Linked DNA regions of Homo sapiens: regions 1, 2, 4 and 5 are each linked to region 3. A link is a loop called in an ENCODE intact Hi-C map of the cell type or tissue named here. Cell type or tissue: heart right ventricle. All regions are shown on one strand.

Region 1 (5,000 bases), 160 kb before region 3:
AATGGCTGCCACTTAATGAGTTCCCCCCACAAAATGTTAGCTATCATTAAGATGCTGTTTTTCTGGCTGTAACATTTGTATCATCTGGAACCATGCTACTATATTCTGGTTTGTAGATGTATGCAGACCCTCTCATGAGATATGTAGACCATTGTACAGCAGCCATAGTCACCATTTGGAAGTTCCCTACTAATTGAGCAAGTATTTCTTTCCATGATGTGAGGAAATTTTATAATAGAATGTGAAAAGATCATTTTTACAATGTTCCTCTTGGTTTCATAGTTTAGTCATCTCTTGTGCTAGGTAATGAGCTAGGTGCAAGAGATATTATAGTGAGAGTCCCTGCCCTCATTCAATTCTTAACCTAATGGAGGATATTATAATATTCATCATAGTGGAAGAAACAAGGCATTATGAGAGCATATGTCCTTAATTTAGAGGAATCAGGAAGGGGTCAGCCACATTTGGAAAAAAGATCACCTAAGCAGTAGGACTTTTGTGCTTCCATACTGTGAGTCATGCTTTTTTGTTTTTTTTGTTTTGTTTTGTTTTGTTTTTTTTGAGACAGAGCCTCACTCTGTCACCCAAGCTGGAGTGCAGTGGCACAGTCTCAGCTCACTGCAACCTCCGCCTCCAAGATTCAAGTGATTCTCGTACCTCAGCCTCCCAAGTAGCTGGGATTACAGGCATGTGCCACCATACCTGGCTAATTTTTGTATTTTTAGTGGAGATGGGGTTTCACCATGTTGGCTAGGCTAGTCTTGAACTCCTGGCCTCAAGTAATCTGCCTGCCTCAGCCTCCCAAAGTGCTGAGATTATAGACATGACACCCCCCAACTTTTTTTTTTTTGGTGTTTTTCTACTCTCCTGAGGGGCTGTTTTAATAGTAACAATACAAGGCATGTTGCATGCTTTGTCTTAATCTTCATGAAAACACTATGAACTAGGCTTGGAGATTAAAATGACTTTTCATAAGACGTGACATCTGGTAAATGGAAGTGCTAAGAGTGAAATTCAGGTTGGTTTAACTCCAAAACTCATGTTCTTTCAGATACATATTTATTACTTTGTTCAACAATTTTTCCTATGGGCCAGATGGTATTCCAGTCACTAGAGATACAGCCGTGAGCACACAAACATAGTCTCTGCCTTCATGGAGCTTACCTTCTGTCATTGGAAACAAAGAAGAATAAAACAAAATAATTTCAGATGGTGATGAATGCTGTGGAGAAAATAAAACAGGATGAGGGATATAGACTATCTGGGGATGGGGGAAATTAAGGAGTATTTCAGATTGGATGGTCCAATCTAATTTAGAAGGCTTCTTTGAGGAGCTTCATTTGAGCTGAGACCTGAATTATGTGAAGGAGCCGGCCATCTCAAAATCTGGGGAAAGAGCCTTGCAGAAGAGGGAGTAGCAAGTACAAAGTCCTGAAAGTAGGAATGAGCTTGCCATGTGTCTAGAGCAGTGCTGTCCCATGGACCTTTCTGTGCTGATGGAAATCTTTCATTTTGTGATATCCAGTTCAGCAGCCAATAGCTGCTAAGCTAAGAACTTGAAATGTGGCTATGTGCCTGAGGAACGGAATTTTAATTCCAATTTAAATAGCCACATGTGGTGTGTAGCTCACATATCAGACAGCATAGGTCTAGATTCCAGAAAATGAAGGGGCGAGGAGTACAAAATAAGTGAGGTCGGAGAAGTAGGTGGGAGCCAGATTGTATAGGGCCTTGTGGGTCACAGTAAAGAGTTTAGATTGTATTTCATTTGCACTGGGAAGCTATTAGAGGGAGTGATGCAATCTGAATCCCATTTTTAAAAGATCGCTGACAGCTGAATAGTCCATTGAAGTGTCAGTGAAAAGCAGGGCGAAGGCTGTTGCAGAGTCTGGGACAGCCTGGACTTGAGTGTTGGCAACAAAGACAGGGAAAAGTAGTCAGGGATACATTTGGAGATAGGGCTGACTGAATTGCTGACAAATTAAGTATTGGAGATGATAAGGAAAAGAAACTCAAGTTTTATTGCTTGGCTTAATCATTTAGTAGAATGAGAAAATCTGGGAGAGTAGCAGAGTTGGGGATATGGAAAATAAAAACTCCTACTGTGGATAAGTTAAGTTTGAGGCATAATCATTTAATCTTCATGTCTTTGCCATATTCAGATAACAATATCAGGCATCTCCCTCCTTGTCCAGTAAATCACCTTACTTCTAGTTTACCTTATGTGTGGGGAATTATCTTTTTATCCCCATTTTTCAGGTGAGAAAACTGAGGTTGGAAAGTTTAAGTGACTTGTTCAGCATCTCACAGACAGTAAGTTGCAAACTATGACAAAAATCCAGGTCTGTCTGATAGCATGTTCCATGGCTTTCCTTGCTAAATGGAGTTTCATGGTTATATAGATACTATGCCTGATGTATTGTCTTTTCCTGATAGCAAAGATAACCAAAGAGTCAAGTGTTAATGAGCTTTGGTACCTTGAACAAGTTAGAAAGCTTTACAGAAATCACATCTTGACTGCCTTATTACATTTATATTCTGAATTTTTTTTTAAGATGTATGGTCTTAACTTTTCATGGTAATTACCACAGTTCTTGCTACAGTGTATTTAATAAATAAATATTGGCTGGATGTGGTGGCTCACACCTGTAATCCCAGCACTTTGGGAGGCTGAGGCGGGCGGATCATTTGAGGTCAGGAGTTCGAGACCAACCAGGCTGACATGTTGAAACCCTGTCTCTACTAAAAATACAAAAATATTAGCCAGTTAGCTGGGCATGGTGGCACATGCCTGAATTCCCAGCTACTCAGGACGCTGAGGCAGGAGAATCGCTTGACCCCAGGAGGCAGAAGTTGCAGTGAGCTGAGATCGCGCCTGCACTCCAGCCTGGATGACAGAGTGAGACTCCGTCTCAAAAATAACAATAAAATAAAATAAAATACCATTCTTTCCCTACTGCATTCCAGTGTCACCTTTGTTATAAATCAGGTGACCATAAATTTGGGAGTTCATTTCTGGTCTCTCTAATCTCTTGTATTGATCTTTGTGTACCCTTGTGTCAATACCACACTATCTTAATTATTCTAGCTTTTATAAGTGTTTAAATTCTCTAACAATATTCTCTAAGATTATCTTGGCTATTTTTAGCCCTTAGCGTTATCTTATATATTGTAGAATCAGATTTTCTATTTCCACTAAAAAAGTCTTAATACTTTTATTGGGATTTAGTTGATTATATGGATCAGTTTGGAGATAATTGGTATTATAATATTGAGTCTTCTGATTCACAAACATGCTATAACCCTCCTTTTGTTTGGGTTTCCTTTAATTTCTCTCAGTAATGTTTTGTGATTTTTGGTGTAGGTAACTTGTGCATCTTTCATTAGATTTATTCTTACAGATTTGATGTCATTTGCTATTTTATATTAATATTATTAGATAGGGTCTCACTCTGTCATCCAGGCTGGAGTGCGATGGAGCGATCACAAGTCACTGCAGCCTCAGTCTCCCAGGCCCAGGTGATCCTCCCACCTCAGCCTCACAAGTAGCTAGGACTACAGGTGCATGCCACCATGCCCAGCTAATTTTTTTTTTTTTTTTTAGAGACAGGGTCTTGCCATGTTGCCCAGGCTGGTCTCAAATTCCCAGGCTCAGGCAATCCTCCCACCTTGGCTCCCCAAAGTGCTAGGATTACAAGAGTGAGCCACCACACCCAGCCATCGTTTGCTATCTTAAATGGTATCTTTTGGTTTTTGGCTGGTTGCAGTGCCTCATGCCTATAATCCCAGTACTTTGGGAGGCCAAGGTGGGAGGATCGCTTGAGTCTGAGAGTTCAAGACCAGCCTGGGCAACATGGCAAGACCCTGTCTCTAAAAAAAAAAAAAAAAAAATTAGCTGAGCATGGTAGTGCACACCTGTGGTCCCAACTACATGGAAGGCTGAGGCAGGAGGATCACTTCAGCCTAGGAGGTTAAGGCTGCAGTGAGCTGTGCTTGTGCCACTGCACTGCAGCCTGGGCAACAGAGTGAGACCCTGTCTCTAAAATAAAATAAAATAAAACAAAATAAAATAAATGGTATCCTAAATTTTTTATTTTTTGTTCAATTGTTTTGGTACATAGAAATACAATTAATTTTTCTAGTTTGACCTTATACTCAGTAATCTTACTAAAAAAATTTTTTTTTAATTTAATTTTATTTTTTTTTTGAGACAGAGTCTCACTCTGTCACTCAGACTGGAGTGCAGTGGCACTATCTCGGCTCACTGCAACCTCTGCCTCCTGGGTTCAAGTGACTCTCCTGCCTCAGCCTCCTGAGTAGCTGGGATTACAGGTGCACGCCACCACCATGCCCGGCTAATTTTTTGTATTTTTAGTAGAGACGAGGTTTCACCCTGTTGGTCAGGCTGTTCTCGAACTCCTGACCTCGTGATCCACCCACCTCGGCCTCCCAAAGTGCTGGGATTACAAGCGTGAGCCACCACACCCAGCCCTAAAAAATTTATTATTAATTTTAATGGTTTATCTGTGGATTATTTGGGGTATACATTATTGTGTACTCAACATCAACTGAAAATAATGATTGTTGTATGTCTTCCTTTCCATCTCGCATTTTTAATTTCTTTAATTGCTTTGTTGCTGGCTAGAACGTCCAATGTAATGCTGAATACAAGCATTAATAACTATCATCTTTCCCAATTTTAGGGCAAAAGCTTCAGTATTTCATCAAGCTTCCTTATATGGTATTTTCTTTATCATATAAGGAAGTTGTCATTCTAGTTTCCTACACATTTTAATTGTGAATTAGTGTTACTTTTATCAAATGCTTTTTACTTCATCAGTTGATATAATAAAATGATTTTTCTCCTTTTTATGTTAATGTGGTATATTATTTTTACTTTCAATTTTTAAACGACCTAAGAATTTTTGGAGTAAGTTCGAATTGGTCGTAATACTCTTTTCTTTTTTATTGTTTTAGGATTTCTACAACTATTTTCATAA
Region 2 (5,000 bases), 420 kb before region 3:
CCAGATCTGTGTCTTTCTACCCTGAGGCAGGGAGTCAAGAAAGCCAACAGAAAGCTGCCCAACAACAACAAAAAGGAATATGTCAGTAATTATTGGCGCATAGAATTTCAAGATTACAGTTTCTACTCAAATTCCAACTCCTTCTGCTTCACTAAAGTGAAAGAACACTGATGTGGGAGTCAGAAACGTTGGATTCTAGGCCAGGATCCACCACTACAGAGCTCTGACCTGTGACAAGCAAGTCGTTAGGCTTGGCCTGTTTGGGAAGTGAGGGACCTGGGCTGCATGATCTGTGAGATTAACCCACTCCCATCAGCATGTCTTGTGAGCTCCACTTCCAAAATAAATCCCCACATCGCCAGTGTTTCTCCACCCCCATTGCTGTCACCCTACCCATGCCATGGCATCAGCCTCCTTCCCAGGTTCAAGCGATTCTCCTGCCTCAGCCTCCTGAGTAGCTGGGATTTTTTTTTTTTTTTTGAGATGGAGTTTCGCTCTTGTAGCCCAGGCTGGAGTGCAGTGGCGCAATCTTGGCTCACTGCAACCTCCGCCTCCTGAGTTCGTCATTCTCCTGCCTCAGCCTCCCAAGTAGCTGGGACCACAAGCACCCACCACCACACCCGGCTAATTTTTTGTATTTTTTTAGTAGAGACGGGGTTTCACCATGTTAGCCAGGATGGTCTCGATCTCCTGACCTTGTGATCCGCCTGCCTCGGCCTCCCAAAGTGCTGGGATTACAGGCATGAGCCACCACATCCGGCCCTGTAACATTATTTTAAATCATGTAATACTCATACAATGGATACTATACAACTGAACAAAAGGTAAGAATCCATGTATTGATATAAAATGCTTTCTGGCCGGGTGCAGTGGCTCACGCCTGTAATCTCAGCACTTTGGGAGGCCGAGGCAGGCGGATCACAAGGTCAGGAGATCGAGATCATCCTGGCTAACACGGTGAAACCCCGTCTCTACTAAAAAAATACAAAAAATTAGCCGGGTGTGGTGGTGGGCGCTTGTGGTCCCAGCTACTTGGGAGGCTGAGGCAGGAGAATGGCGTGAACCCAGGAGGTGGAGCTTGCAGTGAGTCGAGGTTGCGCCACTGCACTCCAGCTTGGGCGTCAGAGTGAGACTCCATTTCAAAAAAAAAAAAAAAATGCTTTCTAAGATATATTGGTAAGTGGAAAAAACCCAAAGTACAGCACAGAGTGTATAAAATACCACCATTTGTATAACAAGAATGAGGGAGAGAATACATTTGCTTGTACATGTATATGTTATATCTGGATGGCTACAGGGGAAACTGATAACATTGCTTGCCCTATGGGGGCGCACTAGGCGGCTGGGGTAAGAGTGGGGAGCTTTTCATTGTGCATCCTTTTGCATTCTGGATCACATTATGTACCACCTATTAACAAGAAATACTTAAAAGTTGTGTACTTACTTTGTTTTCTCTCTCCCTACAGAGAACATAAACTTCATGAGAGTATACACCATTTGCTTTCTTGTTCACTGTTACCCCCTCAGCATTTAACACAATGCCTAGTACCTAATACATGCTCAATGCTTATCTACAGAATGAATAAATGAAAGTGAAGGTCTCTTCCAGCTCACTTCAAGAAGGTATGAAATGGATTCCAGGACCCAGCCATTCAGAGGAACTGAGAGAGATGCTGAGTTGTTTTTAGTATGGTGTACTGTTTTTCTTAATTGTTATCTTTTTTTTTTTTTTTTTTTTTTTTGAGACGGAATCTCGCTCTGTAGCCCAGGCTGGAGTGCAGTGGCGCGATCTCAGCTCACTGCAACCTCTGTCTCCCCAGTTCACACGATTCTCCCGCGTCAGCCTCCTGAGTAGCTGGGATTACAGGCGCACACCACCACACCCGGCTAATTTTTTTTGTTTTTGTTTTTGTTTTGAGATGGAGTCTTGCTCTGTTGCCCAGGGTGGAGTGCAGTGGCATGATCTCAGCTCACTGCAACCTCTGCCTCCTGGGTTCAAGCGATTCTCCTGCCTCAGCCTCCTGAGTAGCTGGGATTACAGGTGCGCGCCACCATGCCTGGCCAATTTTTGTAGTTTTTTTAGTAGAGACAGGGCACCATATTGGTCAAGCTGGACTCGAACTCCTGACCTCGTGATCTGTCAACCTCAGCTTCCCAGAGTGCTGGGATTATAAGCATGAGCCACTGTGCCCCACCTTTTTTGTAGTTTTTTAGTAGAGTTTTCACTCTGTTGGCCAGACTGGTCTTGAACTCCTGACCTTGTGGTCCGCCCGCCTCGGCCTCCCAAAGTGCTGGGATTACAGGCGTGAGCCACCAAGCCCGGCCGTTGTTATCATGTTAAAAAAAAAACATGACAAAGGGCCGGGTGTGGTGGCTCATGCCTGTAATCCCAGCACTTTGGGAGGCTGAGGCAGGCAGATCACTTGAGGTTGGGAGTTCAAGATCAGGCTGGTCAAAATGGTGAAACCGTCTTTACTAAAAATACAAAAATTAGCCGGGTATGGTGGCAAGTGCCTGTAATTCCAGCTACTCAGGAGGCTGAGGCAGGAGAATCGCTTGAATCCAGGAGGTGGAGGTTTCAGTGAGCCAAGATCGCCTTACTGAACTCCAGCCTGGCGACAGAGTCCCCCAAAAAACATCACAGGAGAATGTGTAGAGGGTGGATATGGAGGACAGGCCTGGTCACAGATGCACTTCCCAAGTGAGAGTCTTAGTAGCCAAAATAGCAGGGCAATGTCGTGCTCAGACTATACCCCAGTCATGGCCTCTGGGGTGGCAGCTTTAGATATAGGCAAAGCCACCCCATTTCCTGTGGCCTCAAAACATTCAGGATCATAGCTCCCATAACATTCCAGTTCCTAATGTGTCTTCTGCTCTAAATTCTAAATTCCCTGAGGTCAGGAACTAGGTCTGTCTGGCTCACCAGATAACCTGAGTTTGGCACAGAAGGAACAAAAGAACGAATGAATGAAAGAATACAAGGAGTTGAGAGAACTCCAGAAAAGCCAGAATCAGTAGCTGTCATACCCCATCTTGCCAGGAGGTGGCAGTACAGAAGTATTTTCTGAGATGGCTGCTCAGCCTGAGCCTTGCAGTCTGGGCACAGAGTCCCGTTTTGACCCGGGGAGGGAGTGGAGTTGGGTGATTTTTGAAAAATTTATTACGGGCTTATAAGAAGAGGCACAGCGGCCGGGCGAGGTGGCTCACGCCTGTAATCCCAGCACTTTGGGAGGCCGAGGCGGGCGGATCATGAGGTCAGGAGATGGAGACCATTCTGCTTAACACGGTGAAACCCCGTCTCTACTAAAAACACAAAAAAGTAGCCGGGCGACGTGGTGGGCGCCTGTAGTCCCAGCCACTCGGGAGGCTGAGGCAGGAGAATGGCGTGAACTCGGGGGGCGGAGCCTGCAGTGAGCCGAGATTGCGCCACTGCACTCCAGCCTGGGCAACAGAGCGAGACTCCGTCTCAAAAAAAAAAAAAAAGAAGAAGAAGAAGAGGCACAGCTGGGTCAGGGAGACTGCAGCCCCACAGAGACACCAACGCTATATGGGAAGACAAGTGCTATTCTGGCCCTTAGGAGCCCTGAGGAAGGAGGATTAAGTTTGAGGCATTTGGGGAAAGTTCACAGAGATGACATTTGAACTGGGCCTAAACATAAGGAGAATTTATCCAGTTGGAGGACATTCTGGGTAGAGGTAACAGACTCATGGGAAACTGGGGGAATGATGAATTGTCAAGGATGGCTGGGTTATCCTGAGTTTGGTGGGAGATTAAATAAAAAGTTCTGGTGAGACCTCACTTCTTGTTTTTTTTGTTTGTTTGTTTGTTTTTTTTTTTGGAGACAGAGTCTCCCTCCGTCACCCAGGCTGTGCAGTGGCTTGATCTCGGCTCACTGCAGCCTCTGCCTCCCAGGTTCAAGCGATTCTTGTGCCTCAGCCTCCCGAGTAGCTGGGATTACAGGCACATGCCACCATGCCTGGCTAATATTTGTATTTTTAGTAGAGATGGGGTTTCACCATGTCGGCTAGGCTGATCTCAAACTTTTGACCTCAAGTGATCTGCCTGCCTCGGCCTCCCAAAGTACTAGGATTTCAGGCATGAGCCACTGAGCCCAGCCTCACATTTTTAATGAAAGGACAACATTCATTCTTCTTTTCTTTTTTTTTGAGATGAGGTCTGGCTCTGTCACCCAGGTTAAAGTGTAATTGCGTGATCTCGGCTCACTGCAACCTCTGCCTCCCAGGCTCAAGCAATCCTCCCACCTCAGTCTCCCAAGTAGCTGGACTACAGGCACCCACCACAACATCCAGCTATTTTTTGTATTTTTTTGTAGATATAGGGTTTCATCATGTGGCCCAGGCTGTTCTGGGAATTGGGATTACAGGTGTGAACCACCATGCCTAGGCAATGAAAGGACAACGGTCTTATGAAATTAATGCAATGCATACAGAAGGGTCTGAAGAAAGTTATTCAATTGAGATTTATGTGTCAGGCATATAGTAGAGGCTCAATAAACTTGAGTGAATGAATCATGAATTCTAGGTGGTTTCTTTGCTAAATCATAGGTCTTTGCTGATACTTTAAGAGTGTTTTCAGGCTGTGTGTGGTGGCTCATGCTGTAATCCCAGCACTTTGGGAGGCCAAAGAGGGGGGATTGCTTGAGGCCAGGAGTTTAAGACCAGTGTGGGCATCAAAGTGAGACCCCCTGACTGTATAAAAATTTCAAAAATTAGTCTGGGCTGGGCGCAGTGGTTCATGCCTGTAATCCCGGCATTTCGAGAGGTCAAGGCAGGCGGATCACTTGAGGTCAGGAATTCGAGACCAGCCTGGTCAACATGGTGAAACCCCATCTCTACTAAAAATACAAACGTTAGCCAGGCATGGTGGTGAGCACCTGTAATCTCAGCTATTCAGGAGTCTGAGGCAGGAGAATCACGTGAACCTGGGAGGCAGAGGTTGCAATGAGCCGAGATCATGCCACTGCACTCCAGCCTGGTGA
Region 3 (5,000 bases):
CAGTGCCCAAATAGCTGGATGACTTTGGTCCTAGTTTCCACTCAACATTGTGCTGACCTGGACTTGGCTCGAACTGGCGATGGGACTCAGTCACTTGATGGTCCTCCCAGCTAAAGACCTGGAGAGCTCTGGCGAGCTGGACCTGCAGGCCCAAGGGACTTACGCTAACTGCCGCAGCAGCTCTGTGGAGCTTTTCCCACCAACACAGTTGAGAGCAAGCCGTGGCTGGGGCATGTCCTGGAAAACAACAAAAGTGCAGTGAGGGAGCATCCCCGCTCTACATATGGGGTCTGAAGCTTGCCCAAGTGCTGTGTTAAAAGGAGGGAGTAAATGAGATGTTTATGCCTTTGTTTGCGTGCACGTACTTATGTATATGTGTGTGTGTTTATGCCTTTGAACTCACCTTTTTCTCTGCTTAGGAAGTGTCTTTTCTTTCTTTTTTCTTTTTCTTTCTAAGACAGGGTCTCGCTCTGTTACCCAGGCTGGAGTGCAGTGGTGCAATCATGGCTCACTGCTACCTTACCCTCCTGGGCTCAAGCAATCCTCCCACCTCAGCCTCCCAAGTAGCTGGGACTGCAGATGAGTATCATGATGACCAGATAATTAAAAAAAAATGTTTTTTTGTAGAGACAGAGGTCTCACTATGTTGCTCAGGCTAGTCTCAAACTCTCAGACTCAAGCAATCCGCCTGCCTTGGCCTCCCGAAGTGCTGGGATTACAGGCATGAGTCACCTCATCCAGCCAAGAAGGGCCTTTTCTGTAGCAACTTAATCCTGTTGTCCATTTTAGGACCTGGCAGAACTCATCTTCTCTGGGAAAGAATAGGCAAAGGGCATCTGCATGCAGTTTGGTGGGTTTCAGCTCCCTGTGTGCCCCCCTTTTCAGTTCTTTGACTCAGCTGATATTATATATGCTGATCTACTGCTTCAGAAATGTTCGCAAGAAGCGCATGCTCTTGAGTGTGTGTCTTTGGTTCCTCCAGATGGTTCAGTGAAAAGGGGCTGAGGGTCTGGTCACTTACTAGGCATGTTGTGGGGTGGAGGTTCTGGAAGGTTAAGAGGCTTTGAGTTCGGAGAGACTGAGGCCAGCTCTGACTCTCTGGAGCCCTTATAAACTATATGATTTTGGTTAAGCATTTCCTCTTTTCTGAGTCTTAGTTTCCTAATCTGTAAAACAGATAACAGTTCCTTTGAAAAGCTTTTGTGGAAATCATCAGATAAAATGTAAGGCAGGTGGTTGGGAAAGGTTACTTCTTTTCTTTCTCTTTCTGTGTCTCTGTTTCCTCAGGTCCTCTCCTGCCAGTTCTAAGAGTCACACATGTGGGCTGATGCGGCCCACCACAAACGTTTAAACTGCAAGTCATACTGGGTTTCCTAAACTCTGTTTCTCATGCCTCCCTCCCAGCATCTGGGCACTTAATGCGTGCTGCCTGCCGCCTGGCTAGGGGGAATGGGCTTTAACCAACCAAGAGGCAAAGGGAGGTTTCCAGAGAGGAACAATGGGGCCAGTCCCCAGTTTCTCTAATGCATGTCAACTTTCTTCAGGGAGATGTGCGTGGACTGGAGGGGCAATGTCCCTCTTCCTAGGTACCTTAAAGAAGTTTTTCATTTCGGGCCTTCTTAGCTCCTCTTCTGTGATGACATGCTCAGCCCCCAGACTCTTCAGTCTGTCACTCAGCTTCTGGATATCAGGTCTGGAAACCAAACATAGGTCCCTGGTCACATCTGCCAGCTTTTTCCACCAAAGCCCCCCAGGACCTCTCTGCCACAGCTGGGAGAACCCGTGCTTCTTTTTGCAGGAAGCTGGGATTAGGTTTAAGCCAGGCTTGAGCAGGGACCAGCCACCTAATTTCATGCAGCTTCAATAGCTCTTGGCTGTCTCCTCACTGGCAACAGAGTGAGACTGGGTGGTTTTCACAGGCCCTGACAGCTCAATAGTGTTAGAAGCCATCTGTGCCCAGGGAGAAGTCACTTAACTTCCTGATTTCTTCTACTGAAAGGACAAACTCCACTTCCCCCCTCTTTTCAAGTGGTTCTTCAGAGTGTTGGACATACACAGTCTAGACCAGGAGTGGCTCTGGGTCTCTTTGGTTAAGGCAAATGGAATTATTTTTGCGAGTACAACTGAGGAACTGAAGCTGGTGTCGATTATACTAAGAGTGGGCTTCCATGACAGCCACAGCCACATTCATGGACAGTGAGGCCTAGAGAAACTGGACGATATGATGGAAAGAGAGTAAGTGAGGAAACCGAGTCTATTACTGACTTGCTGTGTCTTCCAGGGCAAGCTGCTCCCTGAAACTTCAGTTTCCTCATCTGTAAAAGACAGATGACAAACCTGCCCCTGTCTCCTTCACGTCTGTATTTAGCGCACTTCCAAGTACCACACAAAAGCAAGGGTAAAGGGGCCTTGGGTTAGACAGTTCACAGAAAGAATAATACAGCTCAAATCATTCCCAAATATCAACTGGGGTTTTGAAAACATGAGGTTATCACAAGCCAAGAGTCTCAGAAAGTCTTAGCTATTCAGTAAGGGCAGTCTCCACCTCCTTCCTGCCCTCTCTTTACATGTCAGATTCACTCATCCTATCGCCAAAAGCCAGCTGGACTTCATTTCTTAGGACTGACTCATCTGTTTCAGCCGCCAACTGTTAGCGATGCCTAAAGCCAGTTTATGCTTATGCAAGGGCGCCCTCTGGTGGACAACTGGGCACCGCAGGGATGGGAGGTGGGAAAGACCCAAGACATGGTCTGGGATGAAGCCTCCTTCCCCACGCACCTGTCTCGGACCACATTGATGGTTCTTAGGCCCAGGGCTGCGGCGATCTGGATGACTGCTTGCCCCACTCCGCTGTTGGATGCATTCTGGATGACAGAATCCCCTGTGGAGCCAGGAAGAGAACCAAATCAAGCCCTGTATAGATCTGCAATAGGTCAAAGGCTCCCAGCCGGGGATCCTTCTGTAGGCAAGGGAGTCCTCAGGCTCAACAGGGACCCAGGACCTGGCTGCTGAGTCTTCTCAGACCTTCCACTGTTTCTCACTGTTCTCCTAATGCCTCCTAAACTTCCACAACACTCACGATGCCTCCCAGGACTTGGCAACTCAGCATCTACACTGGATATAATTTAGACCCTGCCCTGCTATGTAAAATATTTTATAGCCTTCGTCATCCTCCCAACTTTTATGTCCTCAAGTCTTTACTTAGGTTATTTCCTTGGTTTGCAATGTTTCCCTCCTTCTCTCTTCCTTCCTATTGAAATCCTGTAGATCCTTTGAAGCGCAGCTCAAGTGCAGCCTTCATGAAGCCTTCCTGGATTGTTCCCTCTATGTGCTCCCACAGTGCTCTGTGGGCATCTGTATTAATGCACATACCACGGTCTGCCCCATCTTACACTTCATTGTATATAGGTCCATTTCTATCAACAGCTTGCAGCTTCTTGAGAGGGAAGGGTCATGCCCTATTCCTCTCTGCAGTGTTTAATAAAGGTGCACTGCCTTGAAATGGGATTACAGCTGCGCTGGAGAAACTGGCAGCCCCTGAAACAGGGTCCTACAGTTCTGTGGCAAAGCCCAGGTTTAGCTTTGGACCTGGCCATTGGGGAAGGCGGTGTGACATGCTGGGAAAAATGTGGGCTCTGGAATGAGACAGATCTGGGCATGAGTCTCAGTTTCACCAATGATTGTAACTAAACAGACAGGGCAAGTCATGACCTCTGTGAACTTCAGTTTCCTTCCCTTAAAATATAATCCCAGCTACTAGGGAGGCTGAGGCAGGAGAATCGCTTGAACCCGGGAGGTGGAGGTTGCAGTGAGCTGAGATCGCGCCACTGTACTCCAGCCTGGGTGACAGAGCGAGACTCCCTCTATTAAAAAAAAAAAGTGCCCCCGATTAGAGTCAAATGCATCGTGTCCGGGAAAGTGCTTTGTTGAATTTGAAATGCTATCTGGTTTTTGAGAGGCAGCAGGGATCTGTCACACAACGGGCTGAAACTAGAGATAGAGGACTTCCTGGAAGAAGAATGCCCACTCGTCTTCACCAGGGGTCAACGTACAGGTTGTCACCCACCAGTGGATTATGAATCAATCTAGTTGGTTGCAAGCACCTTTTTTTTTTAAAGTTAAAATTGAGAAGAGAATAAAAAATAACAGAGTATGTCACACATAGTAAGGGTATTTCACGAAACTTTGGTTTCCATTATATATATATTCCTATTTGTATAAACTGATCACAATATAAAATGTAATTCTTACCATGTGTCAAGATCCTAAGTTTATTCAACAGTGATCTAGTTCAGGCCATATCAGCCTTGAGGCAGGAAAGTGGAGAGGTGTGCAGTGGGTACTTAGGGTGGGCAGCGTCGAAATGCCTAGATCTGTTACTACAGCTGCAGCCTAAATGGGAGGTGGCTTTAGGGCATGGGATGCAAGCAAACAAAGTGTCTGCTGCACTAGGACTCCAGCAAAGGTCCCTGGTCACAGCCACTGGCTTTCTCCACCAAAGGCTCCCAGGAACCATCTGCCATAGTTGCAAGAAACCTATATTTCTCTTGTGGGAACTGGCATCGGCTTTCAGCCAGGCCTTGGACAGTGGCTGGGCACCATGTTTCATCACACTCCAACAACTGTGGGCCTCAGTTTCTTCGCTGGTATGAGAGGTGGCTTGGGTGAGTTCTACAGCCACTGCGGCTCACGGATGTGCATGGATGTGCATGGTGTGCAGAGGCAGCCCAGGAGGTTAATGCCCTTAGGGCGACCCTTAAACAATGGGGTGTGAGAATTAGTGGAAAACTGGCCCAGCCTCTCATCATTCAAGGGTTAGTTTTTGTTTTGTTTTGTTTTGTTTTGTTTTTGAGATGGTGTCTTGCTCTGTTGCCCAGGCTGGAGTGCGGTGGTGCAATCTTGGCTCACTGCAACTTCCGCCTCCCGGGTTCAAGCGATTCTCCTGCCTCAGCCTCCTGAGTAGCTGGGGTCACAGGCGCTGCCACCACGCCGGGCTAATT
Region 4 (5,000 bases), 410 kb before region 3:
TTTCCGTTAATGGAGTCAGGAATCATCAGTAAGTGGTTTTAGAGATTATTTGCTATCTGTTTACAATGCAAAAAAAAAAAAGTTTGGGCTTATGTAATTGCAAAAGTCATAGTCAGGGAGGTAATTATCAAGTGTAACATGAGTGTTCTATTTTTGGGCCTCAGTGCTAGCTCTTCTGGCCCTTCATTCCCTTTGGCTAATGTGATTCTGAGTTGTTTTTGCTGGTTCTCTTCTGTTGGAGGTGGCTGGATGATGGGAGGCGATGGTTGGGGGAAATACAGAGTGGAATATGATAAATCACATTTCTGCTGGGTTTTACTGTTCACAAAGCACCTGTATAGACAGCATCTCACTCGATAGCAATCCAGGAGGGAGGCAGGGGTACCAGTCACAGTTATTGATTGGAAACAACAGAAACCAATTCTGGGTAGTTTAAGGAGAGAAGGAATGGATTGGGAGGTTATCAAACAGCTCACTGAGTCAAAGGGAAAACTGGAGAACTAGGGTTAGAAAACAGGCAGGAATCAAAGAAGGCTTGTGTAAACCCATGTTTTTTATAGTGTCTTTGTTCTGCAGCTTAACTATTTTATGGTTAAGTTTGGAAATGATCAAGACAGATTTTTTTTTTTTTTGAGACACAGTTTCACTCTGCCATCTAGGCCGGAGTGCAGTGGCACGATCTCAGCCCACTGCAACCTCTGCCTCCCAGGTTCAAGTGATTCTCGTGCCTCAACCTCTCGAGTAGCTGGGACTACAGGCATGCACTACCACACATGGCTAATGTTTGTATTTTTAGTAGAGACAGGGTTTCACCATGTTGGCCAGGCTGGTTTTGAACTCCTGACCTCAAGTGATCCGTCTGCCTCAGCCTTCCAAAGTGCTGGGATTATAGGCGTGAGCCACTGCGCCAGGCCTCAAGACAGATTTTTAAAATCTTCCTTAAAGGAAGAGATAGTATGGACCTTGATGATGGAAAGTAATTTGACCAGCAGAGAAAGGAGATTTCAGGAGAGAATCACTGGGTGAGCGAAGGCAGAAAGGTCAGAAAGAATGTTGAGAGTACAGCTGGGGTTCACAATTTGTGCAAGGGAGAAGGGGGAGAGACAGCTGGGGAGGTAGGTTGAGGCTACATTGTGCAGAGCGTGCTTCCGGGATGAGTTAGTACTTAAACCCATGGCAGTAAGGACCCACTGGAGGTTTGTGAGTAAGAGAATGAGATTTGCTAGTTGCACTTTAGGAATAATAACCTGGTACCTATGAGAGGCAGGAGAAGCCTGGACTGAGGCCAGCTGACGTAGGGAACAACAGTGTCAGCCGTACCAGAGAGACTGAGGGGAATGGAAACCAAGAAAGCGCTTTGGGGCCTGGGTCCTTGGCAGCCACAGAGGAGGCAGCATCAAGAGTGTGCTGGGGCTGAGGCCAGTTTGCGAAGTGTTAGGGACTGACTGGGTGATGAGGAAGTGGAGTTTCGGACAGGTGAGGACAAAGATGTCAAGTGCCAGCTCCCCACCCCCTGCCCTAGCCTGCCACTGCCCTCAGCTATTTCTGGGCTTCCCATTCCCCACCATGGCTGCCCCCTGCCCAGAGCTGAGCTGCCCCTCTGGAGCCCTCTCCTTTAGCCTGGCTCCCCAGCTGCACATGGACTCTTAGCATCTGAAGAGACTTTAGATGAGAACGTGGAGTCTTGGGGAAAGGAAGGGAAGGAACTTGCTGAGGACACACAACCAGGGAGACACGGTGCCAGCAACGAAGCTCCGTCTCCTCTGTTCTATTAGGGCTCTTCTCTCCAACCCTGGTGTACACATGTCATATATATGAGATACATAAATAAATATTATTAATGTAAATGAATAATTAATAATTTAATTATGTGCATGTAAATAGTTTATTTATATAATTTATTGATATAAATAAATACAATAAACAAATATTTATTTATTTATCTTAAGACAGGGTCTCCCTCTGTCACCCAGGCTGGAGTGCAGTGGTGCAGTCTTGGCTCACTGCAACCTCCACCTCCCGGGCTCAAGTGATTCTCCCACCTCAGCCTCCCAAGCAGCTGGGACTACAGGCGGTGCTACCACACCTCGCTAATTTTTGTATTTTTTGTAGAGATGGGGTTTTGCCATGTTACCCCGGGCTGGTCTGGAACTCCTGAGCTCAAGCGATCCACCCATCTCCACCTCCCAAAGTGCTGGGATTACAAGTGTAAGCCACCGCACCGGCCTAGGGTGTAGTATTTATATGAGAGTCTCCGTTCTATCTCCCTACCCTGTATGGCCAGAACCTGGACCCTGGCTAGTTCCCTGCCATTCTCCTAATGCATTTCCCCACCCTGGGACTCTTCCCTTGCTCTTCTCACCCTCACGTCAGATGATCACTTCAGTGGCTCCTCATGGATTAGAAAGATGCACATAGTTGCCAGGTGTGGTGGTTCACACCTGTAATCCCAGCACTTTGGGAGGCTGAAGTGAACGGATCACTGGAGGTCAGGAGTTCAAGACCAGCCTGGCCAACATGGCGAAACCCTGTCTCTACTAAGAATACAAAAATCAGCCGGGCTTGGTGGTGGGCACCTGTAATCCCAGCTACTTGGGAGGCTGAAGCAGGAGGATGGCTTGAACCCAGGAGGTGGAGCTTGCAATGAGCCGAGATTGCGCCACCGTACTCCAGCCTCGGAAGCAGAGCGAGACTCTGTCTAAAAAAAAAAAAAAGAAAGAAAAAGAAAGATGCATATAGTCAACCAAGTAGCATTTCAGGCCTCTGCAGTAGGGCCTCAACACAATTTTGCAATCTCACCGCTAGTCACTCCCAGCTGGGCAGTCATCAGGCAAGCAGAAGCTGTAACTTGGGGGTGCCCAGGAGAAGTGCATGCCACCTCCTGGGCACTTGAAGCCACCTGCCTGGCAAACAATTTCCCACCCCCGCTGCCATTCATATTCTCCTTAGACTTAATTTGCCCTTTTTATTCATAATGTAGCAGGGATGGGGAAAATCCTATTTATTTAATTAATTTATTTATTTTCAGATGGAGTCCCTGTCGCCCAGGCTGGAGACAGTGGCACGATCTTGGCTCACTGCAACCTCCACCTCCCAGGTTCAAGTAATTCTCCTGTCTCAGCCTCCTGAGTAGCTGGGATTACAGGCACCCGCCACCACGCCCGGCTAATTTTTTGTATTTTTAGTAGAGACGAGGTTTCACCATGTTAGCCAGGCTGGTCTTGAACTCCTGACCTCAAGTGATCTGCCTGCCTCAGCCTCCCAAAGTGTTGGGATTACAGGCATGAGCCATCGCGTCTGGCAAAAGTCCTATTTTAAAAACCTGCCTGCAATGGTAGAATTTGTTATGTATGTTCAACTAAGGAAAAAAAAAGCTGCCTGGCAGCATTGCATTTTCTATATGCAGCCAGATTCCATCCTGGTGGAAAACTGCCTATTTTTGGACAACATACCTACTTGGCCTTCTCGTTATGCAATGCAAGTCCCAGAGTGAATGTGGTGGGAGAAATTGAGGCCAAAAGAGCTAAACTGCTTTGCACAATGAGGTAAAGGGCATCTTTCTGGGTGGAAAGGTTGTTTGGTTATTAGTAGTTTTTGTCGTTTGTTTGTCTTTGGTTGCAGATGTTGTTGTGGTTTTCTTTCTCTGGAAGATCCGGGAAATGGGGTGGGGCAGTTTGGGCTCAGCGAAGAAAGGGCAGGAACGGAAGAGCTTGATGTGAGCAGGGAGTCCTCCGCTGACATGAGGGTGGGAGGCTGGGGGGACAGCAGGGTCTCTGAGGAGGGGCTTTTGGATATCAACATTTGAGTTTTCCTGTAAGACGTCAAGCTGTCAGCAAGGCTTGTTAGCTGGCACCCCTGGAACTGGCCTGTGGCACACATTGCCTTGGGGAATGAAGGGAAGAATAGCAACTCCCTCTCTGGGCAAAGGTGACTGTGACTGTGACCGAGAGCCTTGTAGCAACTTGATTAAGGCCTGGCATGGAGTTGGGAGGGAGAAAGGTGGGAGCGGACACTGCCTTGTTAACTTTCCTGGACTTGAGAGCAACCGGGACGCAGCTCTGGGTCTGGTAGGCAAATGGCCAGGCGTGAGCTCTCTGGAGAGAAGGACAGGACACTTGGGGCCGCTCTCACACTTGCTATGGAAAGAGACAAGGGTGAGGGGAGAGAGAGAGTAGGAGGGAGACAGAGAGATGGGCAACTCTTGCAAGTCTCCCTTGGCGCTGTCTTCATTTTCATGGCAGCTTAAAGTGCGAAATGAATCACGTTTCCAAATGCAGTGGACGAACAAGTCCCGCTTCTCTCCTGTCTCTCTCCCATCCCCTCTTAGTGAGATGGGACCTGCCACTTGGCCACTTCCGCCAGATTGACGGCAAGGATTTATTTATGTATGTTGCAAAATGAAAATAACTTTGCTGGATTTGTTTTTCTGCTTATTGTAAAAGATTTAGACAGATGCACAAAGATATTTTAAAAAGTAAACAAAATCACATGCTGTTCCCTCATTCAGAAATAGCCCCTGATGGCGTCTGGGTGTCAAGCTTTCTCCACTTTGTTTTCTTGTGCATTCGTATGCCGGTCACCCAGAAGTCAGCCGGAGGTTTTAAGATTGAAAGAAGATGGGTTTGAACCCTTCCTTCTGTGCCCAGTGGAAATTCCAATTCCCTCCTCAAAACTTGCTTGTATTTCCAGGGGGCTTACATGGGCCTGGTTATCTCTGAGCCCTACTTCCCAACTCTGCTGAAATTTTAGTCTCTGCTCTGCATCCTTTTGATGGCTGGGGTGTGTAACTCCCAGGGCAGCACAGCCTGGTGTTAACTGAGACCTAGAATTTAGGAACTTTCCTCCATTTCCAGAAAAATATGCATTCATAAGAAGCTGTGTGCGGCTGGGCGTGGTGGCTCATGCCTGTAATCCCAGCACTTTGGGAGGCCGAGGCGGTCAGATCACCTGAGGTCAGGAGTTCGAGACCAGCCTGACCAACATGGAGAAACCCTGTCTCT
Region 5 (5,000 bases), 170 kb before region 3:
AGATGTATGGAATTAATTTGGAGGCGAGGTTCTAGAATGTCTTGGTTTAATGAGCACCCAAATGATTCTAATTCATGCCTGAATCTGAGAACCACTGGCCTAGAGTAGTGGTTCTCAAAGTATGGTGTCTGAGCCAGCAACATTTAACATCACCTAGGAACTTGTTAGAAATGCACATTTCAGGCCCCATCCCAGGCCTGCTGAGTTAGACTCTCTGGAGGTGGAGCTCAGCAATCCATTTTAAGTTCTCCAGGTTGTTCTGATGCACACTGAATGAACCACAGTGGCTCATTCAAAAACCACTTGGGTAGGGCCCTGGAAACTTGAGCTTTAATCCTAGTTCTACCTAATACAGCCTAACAGAATGAATCCTTAAGGAAAGTCTCCTTACTTCTCTCTTCTTCAGCTACTAAAGTTGCTGGGGAGGTCCAGTGCCAGGCGTGGTGGCTCACACCTGTAATCCCAACAATTTGGGAGGCTGAGGCGGCCGATCGCTCAAGCTCAGGAATTCAAGACCAGACTGGGGAACATGGTGAAATCCCGTCTCCATAGAAAATACAAAAAATTAGTCAGGCATGGTGGCACGTGCCTTTGGTGGTCCCAGCTACTCAGGAGGCTGAGGTGGGAGGATTGCTTGAGCCCAGGAGGTAGAGGCTGCAGTGAGCCTAGATTGCACCACTGCACTCCAGCCTGGGTGACAGTTGAGACTCTGTCTTAAAAAAAAAAAAAAAAAAGAAAAAAGTTGTTCTGGATTATTTTGGGCTGGGTACTACAACTTCTATGAATCTCTAAAGTATATTGTAGGAAGATCAGTACATCAGATTAGGTATGTTTCTAAAACTGAAATGGTTAGATTTTGCTTCACAATTCCTGCTGGAAGCTGGTGTCAATTCAGGTATTGATGGAGTCAGGCAGCATGTTCCCTTCCCAAATATTGTAAAGCAAATTGTTTCTCCAAAGTGAAATGTAGTTATACCCACAAGCTTTAAAAATTTAAGAGGGCATCTTCTGGGAAATTCTCAGTTACATAGTCACTGAATTGGAACTGTATGTAATTCCTGCTTCTCTGTTATAACACGTGTAGGCACTAATATATTTCTCTATACTCATTTTGGGGGAAAGAGTAGTCAAGAAGCATTTAACTTTGTGTTTTGATTACTTAGCTAAACAAACTGTTAGCTGTAGGGACTAACTTAGGTGAAATTTATTTTCTTTGAATTATAGACATAGATGATTAATATTACATATTTAATTTTTTAAAGTTGTCTTTAATAAAGAGGCATATAAATATGATTTCATTGTGCCTTAATGTAACTTCTTGACTTAGGGATCATATTTTTAATTTAATATACTTAACATCAATTTTAAGAACCTAAGATTGTCTTATGCTGAGTTTATATAGGAATAGAGTCAACTCCTACATTTAACATCATTTCTGGAGCTGTTAACACTTTATCATAAAAAAACAAGAATTAATAATTGTGCGTGTATATTTGGTAGTATACATAGCTCTAAGCCCTGCTCTCCAGGAAGTCATGACTGCTGATTTAAACATAATAGGTCCATAAATTATAACTGTTAGGCTGAGCTTTATTTTTCATTGTATGTTTTGTAACTGTTTTTGGTTGTTATCTTCAGATTATCTAGTAATAGTCAACAGTGTATTGAGTACTTTGCTCCAGACTGAAATCCTAACATTTTTCTTTTTCAGGACTTGGAAGGAGTAGATATCATCCTAGGTGTCTGCTCTAGTGGCCTTCTGGTTTACAAAGATAAGCTGAGAATTAACCGCTTCCCTTGGCCCAAAGTGCTGAAGATTTCTTATAAACGTAGTAGCTTTTTCATCAAGATTCGGCCTGGAGAGGTACAGAATTTATATTTCCTTCCTCCCAAACCAGACACAGTCTGTATCTGAAATATCTACATTTCCATTTTCCTTATTAAGTCATCTGAGAAGTCTCTCTATAGTTAACTATTGAAGGGCTGATAATTCCGTTTTCTAAGTTGATCAGTCCTGTGATGCTACTTCTTTTCCTTACTACTGGTCTTCTGGACATTTCACTTTTTGTAAGTAAATATACCATTGCAAAAAGTTAAACTTGGACTGATACATTTGTTCCTTGTTTACGCCAAGCAAAAACTTAATGGAAAAATATTTTTAAATTGAGTAGCATGAGATTTTAAAATTATTTATAGGGATAAATTACTCATGTTTGGCATCACCAATCCTTTATCTCATATAATTAAAATTTATTTGTATGCATAGCTTCTCGTGGTTACTGAGAGTGAGTTCTAGGGCCAAGTTCTAGATTTTTAATAAGAGTTGGATGTTCAACTTTGTACCAGTTAATTCATTTATTAGTTGGTTTGGGGATATACTAATGCTGGCCAAATTTAACTTTTGTATTGAAGAGCCATTATGGAATAGCATAAAATTGTTTAAGTAGGAATTAAAGTTTTTTAAAAAGTTCTGACTTCTTTTCTGCCACATACTAAGCAAAAGACCTGGACAAATCTAAGGCTCAGCTTCCTTGTCATTTGGGCAGGATAATACCTTCTCCATCATAGTTATTTGAAGATCAAATGAGATGACAGCTGTGTAAGTTCTATATAGGAAATGATACTAACCTAAGGTGGCTTTTGTGTGTATATATCACCATCTGCTGGTGAATAATGGCTAATTATTTGTGCCTGCAAATTCTGGATGTGGAGCCTTAAAAATCTTGGATAGGGATTACCATAGAAGCATTTATTTTGTACCATAATTATTTTACCTATGCCTAGCACAGAGCAGTCAGTGTCTTCCCTTAAAATTTCAAATTCAAGAGTTATTCAATCAACAAATATTTATTGAGAGCTTTCCTGTGTTGGACACTATTCTAGGGACTAGGAATATAACAGCAAATTAGAATCTCATCCCTCACACACGTTAATATGAAAATGGGAAATCCTTAGCTTCTAAAAATGTAGAATTCTTATTTAGAAGGCAATCAGGAACAACAGGATTTTGAGAAAAAGTATTGTGGCAGCAGTAGATGATTTAGCAGTGGCATGGTATGGTGAAGAGGGTAAAAATCTGGTTCTGTCATTTCATAGCTGTCAGTCTGAGCAAATAACTTCTCTGACCTCAGTTTCTTCATGTCTAAAAATATAGATGATATTATCTAATCATAGTGTTACTGGCAATAGTAGGCACTCAAAATAAATGTCAGTTTCCTTTCCATCTTATAAAATATGCTTAAAGTAGAAATAAAGAGGCAAGAGGTCAGCAGGACAGTGTTTCTAGTAACCCTGGGAGAATATGTTTTGCTTCAGTATAAGAGGAATCTAGATAAATTAATGATCAATCAAAGGAAAAAAGAAATATTTAATGATTCAAGAATCTGAGGAATAAGTTCAAGAGATCTATTGTACAACATGGTGACTATCATTAATAACAATGTATTGTTCTCTTGAAAAATTGCTAAGAGACTAGATTTTAAGTTTTCTCACCACAAAAAAATAATAAGTGTGTCAGGTAATACATATGTTAATCAGCTCAATTTAGCCATTTCACAATGTATACGTGTTTCTTGGGTTTGTTTGTTTGTTGTTTTTTTTTTTTTTTTTTTTTTTTGGAAGAAGAAGTCTCGCTTTGTCACCCAGGCTGGAGTGCAGTGGCGCCATCTCAGCTCACCGCAACCTCTACCTCTCAGGTTCAAGTGATTCTCCTACCTCAGCCTCCTGAGTAGCTGGAATTACAGGCGCGTGCCACCATGCCCGGCTAATTTTTTTTGTATTTTTAGTAGAAATGAGGTTTCACCATGTTGGTCAGGCTGGTCTTGAACTCCTGACCTTGTGATCTGCCCACCTCGGCCTCCCAAAGTGCTGGGATTACAGGCGTAAGCCACCGTGCCTGGCAGGTATACATATTTCAAAACAACATGTTGTAGATGATAAGTATGTACAATTTTTATTTGTCAATTTAAAAAATTGATTTAAAAATCTGGCTTGAACTAAAATCTTTAGCTCCTATTACTAATTTCTATTGCATAATAATATTGATTGATTGGAGGACTTGGTCAATATCCCATTCCCTGTTCATTGAACAGTGTCCCAAATGCAGATAGTGACTAAGGAAAAGCAGTGTCTGGACAATCAAGAGGTGACTTAATTGTGTCTCAGAAAAATGTATAATGAATGTGTGTGTGTTTTCTGGAAAAAAAAAAAAAAGCTTAAATTATATGAGATGCATTCCCTGGCTTTCTTGCTTTGGAAAAAGCCACCCTCAGTGAGTGAATTTCTTTCAGTAAGTAGGAAAAAATTCCAAATGACATTTTATGTCCTTAAATTGGTAACAATGGCCTCTTCTGTGGCACCATATTTCTCTGGTACTGTATCACTGTAATCTGGTACTGTATCACATGTAATACTTCATGTCCCATGTTTATTTGTGTTTTTGTAGCAAGAGCAGTATGAAAGTACCATCGGATTCAAACTTCCCAGTTACCGAGCAGCTAAGAAATTATGGAAAGTCTGTGTAGAACATCACACGTTTTTCAGGTATTATTCTCACTTAAGTATTTTTCAAGGATAAATTATTTATAACGTTTCTATTTTAAGCCTGCTATTAAAATTCCTTTCATTGTATGACTGGCACTCTTTTATTTAGCTCAGGTGAGATCATCTTAAGCAAGACAAAATGAATCCATTTCTCTCCCTTTGGGTTGAAAAGTATGCCTCAACATTTCCAAAGCACCTGTCTGTGTATGGTAGAAGGAAGAGAGGAGTAAGGAATGGGAACCTGTATTTACCAGGGACTCTGGGATTGCATTAATTGTAGCTAAAGTCAGTCCGATTAAGGGGAGTTACCCTCACTTACCTCCACGTGTGATTTTTTTTTTTTTTTTTTTTTTGAGACGGAGTTTCGCTCTTGTTGCCCAGGCTGGAGTGCCGTGGCGCGATCTCGGCTCACTGCAACCTCCGCCTCCCGGGTTCAAGTGATTCTCCTGCCTCAGCCT

Evidence for each region. A loop is a pair of places that touch in the nucleus more often than their neighbours do. Peaks named below come from ENCODE experiments on the same cell type or tissue, not always from the same donor. Only the 100,000 strongest peaks of a DNase experiment are listed, where the experiment ranks them.
Region 1: it touches region 3 in a loop (6-fold over the local background); 76 of 110 quality-filtered maps call a loop at or near these places.
Region 2: it touches region 3 in a loop (6-fold over the local background); 65 of 110 quality-filtered maps call a loop at or near these places.
Region 4: it touches region 3 in a loop (4-fold over the local background); 63 of 110 quality-filtered maps call a loop at or near these places.
Region 5: it touches region 3 in a loop (8-fold over the local background); 77 of 110 quality-filtered maps call a loop at or near these places.

What each region holds. Positions count from the first base shown.
Region 1 is chr1:29,041,936-29,046,935 of GRCh38, forward strand. The region is part of intron 11 of EPB41 (erythrocyte membrane protein band 4.1); the gene reads left to right. Among named protein-coding and RNA genes, the nearest start is that of TMEM200B, 79 kb to the right of the region's middle. In heart right ventricle, no CTCF peak of the experiment used is centred here; a DNase peak (open chromatin) is centred at 1,885; H3K4me3 peaks cover 408 bases; H3K27ac peaks cover 1,026 bases.
Region 2 is chr1:28,782,232-28,787,231 of GRCh38, forward strand. No RefSeq gene overlaps it. Among named protein-coding and RNA genes, the nearest start is that of OPRD1, 27 kb to the right of the region's middle. RefSeq lists an enhancer at 3,515-3,564. In heart right ventricle, CTCF peaks have their summits at 3,037 (motif pointing right) and 3,239; a DNase peak (open chromatin) is centred at 3,070; H3K4me3 peaks cover 578 bases.
Region 3 is chr1:29,200,353-29,205,352 of GRCh38, forward strand. It overlaps MECR (mitochondrial trans-2-enoyl-CoA reductase), which reads right to left. Exons shown (of 10, transcript NM_016011.5): 5 at 2,779-2,881; 6 at 1,591-1,693; 7 at 164-237. Among named protein-coding and RNA genes, the nearest start is that of SRSF4, 21 kb to the left of the region's middle. RefSeq lists a silencer at 2,680-2,769. In heart right ventricle, a CTCF peak has its summit at 2,715 (motif pointing left); a DNase peak (open chromatin) is centred at 2,669; H3K27ac peaks cover 1,212 bases.
Region 4 is chr1:28,792,903-28,797,902 of GRCh38, forward strand. No RefSeq gene overlaps it. Among named protein-coding and RNA genes, the nearest start is that of OPRD1, 17 kb to the right of the region's middle. In heart right ventricle, no CTCF peak of the experiment used is centred here; no DNase peak of the experiment used is centred here.
Region 5 is chr1:29,031,382-29,036,381 of GRCh38, forward strand. EPB41 (erythrocyte membrane protein band 4.1) reads left to right here. Exons shown (of 21, transcript NM_001376013.1): 9 at 1,712-1,864; 10 at 4,445-4,542. Among named protein-coding and RNA genes, the nearest start is that of TMEM200B, 90 kb to the right of the region's middle. In heart right ventricle, a CTCF peak has its summit at 2,666 (motif pointing left); no DNase peak of the experiment used is centred here.